2 separate regions of the Homo sapiens genome follow, and region 2 is linked to region 1. The links are chromatin contacts, found by Hi-C or POLR2A ChIA-PET in ENCODE. All regions are on one chromosome and are shown on one strand. The core of a region is the stretch at or near the end of the contact, and the rest is flanking DNA. Distances in the headings are between cores, read along the strand shown.

Region 1 (3,434 bases), core at 439-2,938:
GGGGGAGAGTCTTAGGTTCCTTGAAAGTTTCCATGGGGGGCTGTTCTCTGGGTTGGGGGGTCTCATTCTTAAGGGAGTGACCAGCTTTTGGGGGGGGTCCCTATTCCCAGAAGAACTTTCCTGGGGGCTTATGCAGCTTCTCCGTTCACTAGAGGACCCCTCCTCTAGCATTTCCTGTTTCTGGGAGATGCCTCTTTCTGGATGACCCTTCTCTTTCCAGTGACCCCTTTTGTGGAACCTCCTCCCTTGAGGACCTCCTGATCCTCTGTCCCTCACACAGGTCATGATGTTTGGCAGCACCGCCATCGCCCTGGAGCTGCTGAAGCAAGGTGCCAGCCCCAATGTCCAGGACACCTCCGGTACCAGTCCAGTCCATGACGCAGCCCGCACTGGATTCCTGGACACCCTGAAGGTCCTAGTGGAGCACGGGGCTGATGTCAACGTGCCTGATGGCACCGGGGCACTTCCAATCCATCTGGCAGTTCAAGAGGGTCACACTGCTGTGGTCAGCTTTCTGGCAGCTGAATCTGATCTCCATCGCAGGGACGCCAGGGGTCTCACACCCTTGGAGCTGGCACTGCAGAGAGGGGCTCAGGACCTCGTGGACATCCTGCAGGGCCACATGGTGGCCCCGCTGTGATCTGGGGTCACCCTCTCCAGCAAGAGAACCCCGTGGGGTTATGTATCAGAAGAGAGGGGAAGAAACACTTTCTCTTCTTGTTTCTCCTGCCCACTGCTGCAGTAGGGGAGGAGCACAGTTTGTGGCTTATAGGTGTTGGTTTTGGGGGTGTGAGTGTTTGGGGGACGTTTCTCATTTGTTTTTCTCACTCCTTTTGGTGTGTTGGACAGAGAAGGGCTCCTGCAGGCCACAGCCACCTAAACGGTTCAGTTTCTTCTGCGCCTCAGGCTGCTGGGGCCTCAGACGAGACCCAAGGGCAGAGCATTTAAGAGTGAAGTCATGACCTCCAGGGAGCCTAGAAGCTGGTGGCCTTGGCCGGCTGTGCTCAGAGACCTGAAGTGTGCACGTTGCTTCAGGCATGGGGGGTGGGGGGAGCGTCCCAAATCAATAAGAAGGTAGAATGAGTTATGAGTTATTCATATTCTGTTGGAAGCTTGTTTTCCAGTCTCTTGTACAGCGTTTTAAAAGAAATGGATTCTATTTATTATGCTTTATTGGAAAAAATGTTGTAATAATTTAATGTTTTTACCCATTAAATTAAGACTTGTGCATGATCACAGCACGGGTGGCTTCTGATTTTTGAGTCTGGGATGGAGAGTTACACATCCCGGATGTTGATGGGGATGAGGACGGGGGTCGCGGATCGTGGATGTGGTGGGTGAGGGGAGAGAATAGTAATTCCCAGGGCGCCAGGGTGAGTGAGCTGGGTGGGGCAGCGGTTTTCGCTGTCGGAACGGAAGGGAAGCAGGAAACCGCGAGTGGAGAAAGGGCCCCCAGATGTCAGCTGGGTGCCCGGAGCACAGGGGGTGGGGCGGGTGGGCGGTGGCCGCGGCCTTCCCCGCAGGGGCGTAGCCGTGGGCGGTGACTGCGGTGATGAGGCGAAAGGGATCCCGGAAAAGCCAGGGGCGGGGTTAGCAGCGGTACGCCTCGTTTACAAGTGGATGCGGGCGGGACTGAGGGCGGCCCCGCCCCGTCCAGGGCTTCCTCAATGCGCGTGCGCAATGGGCCACAGAACCGCCATGCCGGAACCGCGCGGGTCGTCGCAGCTGCGGGTGAACGCGGCGTTTGCCGCGCGGTACAACCGCTACCGGGAGCGCGAGGAACTGCAGCGGCGTGAGTGCGGGGCGCATGCGCGCGGGAGCCTGCGCGCGCCGGCCGGTTGGGAAGTGGGGAGTCGAGTGGCCCCGCCGGCTGACCTGGGGGGGGGCATCCCGTCTGTGTCCCGCAGTGAAGGATCGCTACGGGGACCGAGACAGCAGCAGCGACTCCAGCTCCGAGTCGGACTCAAGCGACGAGCGCGTGGTGCGCGTCCCCGCCCCGTCCTGGACGTGCGGAGGCGTCCAAGCCCCCCTCTGCACCCCGACCCCGATGTAGACGGGGGGGAACCCCCAACCCCAGAGCGCCCTGCGGGAGCGTCCCATCCTCCGCTCCCCATCCCATGAGGGACAGACAGTGCCCCCCCTCTCCCCAGGGGAGCCAAATCCCCGTTATTTTCTCTCCCCTGCCACGATCCCCACCTGCCCACTCTGATGTGTGGGGCGACTCTGTCCCCCAAGAACCCCCCCTTTCCTCTTTCATCCTCAAGAGTCTAGCCATTTTTTAGTGTACTCCTTGCGCCACGTGGGGCGCCCAACTTCTCACATCAGCCCTGATCCTGGCCCCACTGTGCGGCCTGGCCCAGCCCCTCCCCGCTGTCTCTCTTGTGCCCTCAGCCCACCTGCCCCTTGTCAAGTCTTTGTCTTCCCCAGGAATTACCTTCTCCTTGCCCCTCACCTTCCTCTACCCATATCCTGTACCTACCTGTGGCCTGCCCCTGCCCACCCCAAGAGGGCCCCTCTCCCTCCTGCTGTTTGACCACCTGTTTGACCTCCCCAGCCAGATCCACCCCCCTCCATCCTAATCCCTACGCTGAGCTCACCTGCTGGCGCCAGGGCTCTTATTATCTCCCTTCTGAAATCTATCCCCAACCCTTTTCCTGCCCTAGGAATTTGATCCCCAGCAGGAGCGGGACTTTTACAAAACGCTCTCCTTGTTGAAGAAGAAGGACCCCCGCATTTATCAGAAAGATGCCACCTTCTATAACAGAACAGGTCCGGGGCCACTCCTGTCTAAACCTCTCCTTCCTCTGGAGCAGAATCCGGGGTCCTTTCCTGACTGTGGATTCAGAGAAGTGACTTGACTTCTCTGAGCCTCTTTTCCTGTCTGTAAAGTATATCTAACGGTAGCATCTCCCCTCAGGGCTGTTTTAAGGATAGATTGGGATTTACCCAGTTTACACAGTTCATCTGTTTTGACTATTGAATGAATTGCTTCACAAGTCACAAGTCCTTAGCAGAGCCTAGGTTATTACCTGGTGGTGGAGTTAATGACTGTGTCCTTGGCACTATTCAAGGTGGGAATTGCTGACTGAATGATTCCAACTCCACCAGGCTGGGCAGGTGGTTCAAGCATCTAATCCCAGCACTTTGGGAGGCTGAGGTGGGAGGGTCAATTGAGGCCAGGAGTTTGAGACCAGTTTGGCCAACATAGCAAGACCCCATTTCTCTTTTTTTTTTTTTGAAATGGAGTTTCACTCTTGTTGCCCAGGCTGGGTTGCAATGGGACGATCTCAGCTCACTGCAACCTCCGTCTCCCAGGTTCAAGCGATTCTCCTGCCTCAGCCTCCTGAGTAGCTGGAATTACAGGCACGCGCCACCACGCCCAGCTAATTTGGGATTTTTAGTAGAGACAGGGTTTCTCCATGTTGGCCAGGCTG
Region 2 (3,427 bases), core at 343-2,842, 480 kb after region 1:
AGCTGTCAAAGAAGCAAAGTAGCCATGATGCACCTGTGCTTCAAAGCCATTCATTCATTCATTCATTCATTCATTCATTCATTCATTCAACACAAGGGTTCCATTCCCCTGCCTCTCTCTCCTCCCCAATCCTCTGCTCATCCTAGCCTTTCTAGAGACTGCCACTAACAACCCTTCCCCACCTCCCAGCCTTTGCTTATGCCATTCCCTCCCCCACCCCAAGACCCCTGCCTTTCTTTCCCTTTCCCCTCCCAGGGCTCACTCCTCCCCATCCTTTAAGACTTGGTACCTCCTCCTCCAGTAAGCCTTCTCTGACCTCTGCGCCCCCGCTATGATGGCAATAATCCTGGCTCCTTTCATTGCTTAGTTTCATGGCTCTCTCCCCCATTGAATACAATCAGCACATAATGAGCGCCTACTGTTTGCAGGCTCCCTGGCCGGACAAATGATGGAGAGGTGAAAAAGTGAGATTGGGTGATGAGTTATGGACCGACAATGCCTGGTCCCTCCTGTTTCAGAGGGGGGTCAGTCACCATGAACGGGTCGGGTCCCCCCTCTTGCTCTCCCTCCCGTGACCCGGTCCTTTGCGAGGGGAGGGGATAGGTTACCTGGGCATCCAGATCGTTACTTAGTTCTTGGCCATCTTTTTGCTTTACCCCTGCGGGGGAGAGTGCATATAAGGGAAGGGCCCTTGAAGGGTCTGTGGGAGTTCCAGGCCACCCAGAGCCGCGACGCAGAGCCTCCCCAAGGCTGGGACCTCCGGGGGAGGTGATCTCAACGCCTCTCCCTAGACCACGCCCCCTCGGCGCTCCCACGCGCGGTCCCCGCACCAGGCCCGGGACCCCTGCAGCCTCACCGTACACGATGGAGCGCCCCACTCCCGTGTGGTCGCTGCCGAATTTCCTCATCAGAGCCCCCGCCTTCTTGGAGGATACCTTCCCATGAAACTTCTCCCGGAGGCGCCGGACGCTCTTCTCCAGCTGGGATGGAGACAGGGGGGTTCCGGTGGGGGAAGGGGAAACGGGATCATCCCTCCCCCATCTCTAGGCACCGTTCTCCCGGCCCGAACTTGACCCTTGGTTTTGGCCTCCGCCGCCCCCCCCCCGCCTTTCATCCCTTTACGGCATTTCCTGGAAAAAGCCAAAGTCCCCACAGGGCGTTGGGGGAAGGCGCGGACTGGGGCGAGCGTCCCAGCCTAAGGTGTGGGGGGGCGGCCAGGTTATCTCTGGCCTCTGACCTTTGACCCTGCAGCCCCCGCTTTTCCTCGGGGAGGCCTCATTTCGCTCTGGGGAAACGTGGGAGTCACTTTCCTTTTCAAGGGGGGCGAGCGCCAGGCAGGGGTAAGGATCTGGGGTTCTAGGATGGGGGTCCCCAGGAACTGCGAAGCCCCCTCCGCGCCTCCCGGCCGCTCCTCGGGGTCTGTCGCGGCTGACCCCGGCCCAGCCGTAGCCATCGCTTACCTCCACACCTTCCTGAGACATGGTGGCGGCGGCGCAGTTCCCCGCGAGGGTCCGCACTGCGCGGCTCAGCCGCCCCCCTACCTGGGTGCGCCCGTCGGTCCAGCAGCCGCGCAGGGCAGGGGGCGGTGCCTCGGGGCCGGCTCCGCCCTTCCTCCCCGGCCCCTGTTTCGCTTTCGATTCAGGGGGGACCCGGCGCGCTGGCTCCGCCCTGGCTCCGCCTCTGCTCTTGCGCCCCAAACCCAGGCGGGCGCCCCGGGTCTGCACCCTGCGGCGGAGCGCGCAGACCTCGGACGGGGGAGGCGGCGCGGCCTCTGCAGTCGGTCACATGTCCCCACGCTGCGCGGGGTCCGCGTCTTCACGTCCCTCGTGGGGGCGGGGCCGCATCAGAAGGCCGCGGCGAGGCCCCGCGCCCCCCCACCCAGCGCGCGCTCCCCCAGTTCATCACCCTCCTCTCTGTTCTCCCTCCTTCCCCGGGAATCTGGCGCTCATGAGGACCTGGGCCCTTTTCCTGCCCTGAGTCTCTGTCCTAGCTACGGTCACCTCTCTCAACCTCAGTTTACCCCTCTGTGAAATGGGGAGAATCCTGGTGTCTACACCATGGAGTGGAGTATGTGCCAAGATTCCCGAGTGGATCGCGTAATAGCGCCTGGCTTGCAGTAGGCGTTCAACTAGTCACTGGGCCACCTGCTGTGTGCCCTTGATAGGGGCAGGCAGTGTGTGTGTGGTTGGGGGGAGCGGTGCTTGAGAAAAATACAGATTCTTGGTCTCTAGTAGCCCGGTAGAATCCGGCTGTCTCAGGGATCCAGGGAATCTGCAATGGTTAAGAACCCCGTGGGACGGACAATTCTAACCCAGTACAGGGCACATCAGGGAGCCCTTAGGTGGTGGGGCTCTGGCCCAGCCTGGGGACACAGAGATGGCAACTTCATTGGAGGAGGGGATGCTTTGTAGAGTCACTGAAATTGGAGGTCTTAGCTAGGGGAGGAATAGAGTGGGGAGATGAGGCAGCCGTGCAGAGCCCCCAAAGCAAGACTAAGTCTGGGGTTTTTGGGCAATGGCTTCTCAAGCCCAGCACTCTTGACACTTTGGGCGGCCTAGTTCTTTGTGTGGGGGACTGTCCTGTGTATTGGGGGACATTTAACACCATCCCTGGCCTCCACCCACTAGATGCCAGTGGTTCCCTACTCTCCCTGTTGTGACTACCAAAAACGTCTCCAGAGACTGCCGGATACTCTCTGAGGAGCAAAATAGCATTGTGTTCAACGACTCCAAATTTTTTTCTCCATTGCACACCCCTATAGGTAAAAGTGTTAAAGTTACACCCCCAGATGGATATTTATTCATTTATTTATTTTTTGAGACAAGATCTTGCTCTGTTGCCCAGGCTGGAGTGCAGTGGTTTGATGGTGGCTCACTGCAGCCTCTAACTCCTGGGCTCAAACGATCCTCCTGCCTCAGCCTGCTAAGTAGCTGGGACTACTGGCATATGCCACTATGCCTGGTTAATTTTCTATTTTTTTTGTAGAGACGGGGTCTCACTATGTTGCCCAGGCTGGTCTCAAACTCCTGGCCTCAAAGATGGATATTATTTATAAATTATATACAAATACAATTATATCAATATATTCTGTTAACTGTTATATAAAATATTGATAGATAAATGGAGCTGGGCATGATGGTTCACACCTGTAATGCTAGCACTTTGGGAGGTCAAGGTGGGAGAATCACTGGAGGTCAGGAGTTCAAAACCAGCCTGGGCAACATAGCAAGACCTTGTCTTTAAAAAAAGAAAAAAGAAAAGGAAAAAGTTATTTTTAAAAGACTAAAAAACAAACAATAAAACCCCCCAAATCTAGATATTCTAAAGTTTTTCCAGTTGAACCCCAAAGCTTTGTTTATAGGGTGTATGTACTCCACTCTGGAGACTACTGTATTTGCAAACTACAAGCAGTTCATGATTCCTTGTG

Evidence for each region. Hi-C counts contacts between places; a loop is a spot of excess contacts on that map. ChIA-PET counts read pairs that join two places held with the same protein, here RNA polymerase II (POLR2A). Pooled maps may share reads with other maps.
Region 2: a loop to region 1 is called in a pooled map, with 6 times the contacts of the local background. The contact joins the promoter of SHFL here to the promoter of KRI1 in region 1. A Hi-C loop is called at or near these places in 2 of 37 single-sample maps with no recorded cell type and 6 of 50 pooled maps. POLR2A ChIA-PET finds 5 or more read pairs at or near these places in 3 of 52 experiments (K562, activated CD4-positive, alpha-beta T cell and naive thymus-derived CD8-positive, alpha-beta T cell).

Annotation. Positions count from the first base shown.
Region 1 is chr19:10,564,264-10,567,697 of GRCh38, reverse strand. It overlaps KRI1 (KRI1 homolog), which reads left to right and starts at 1,688. Exons shown (of 19, transcript NM_023008.5): 1 at 1,688-1,792; 2 at 1,908-1,981; 3 at 2,664-2,769. The coding sequence starts at 1,699. It overlaps CDKN2D (cyclin dependent kinase inhibitor 2D), which reads left to right. Exons shown (of 2, transcript NM_001800.4): 2 at 281-1,238. The coding sequence ends at 640. RefSeq lists enhancers at 1-499, 1,448-2,015, 2,218-2,267, 2,016-2,583 and a silencer at 1,418-1,947.
Region 2 is chr19:10,084,482-10,087,908 of GRCh38, reverse strand. SHFL (shiftless antiviral inhibitor of ribosomal frameshifting) reads right to left here and starts at 1,592. Exons shown (of 8, transcript NM_018381.4): 1 at 1,461-1,592; 2 at 857-980; 3 at 609-658. The coding sequence starts at 1,481. RefSeq lists silencers at 1,324-1,603, 1,674-1,893.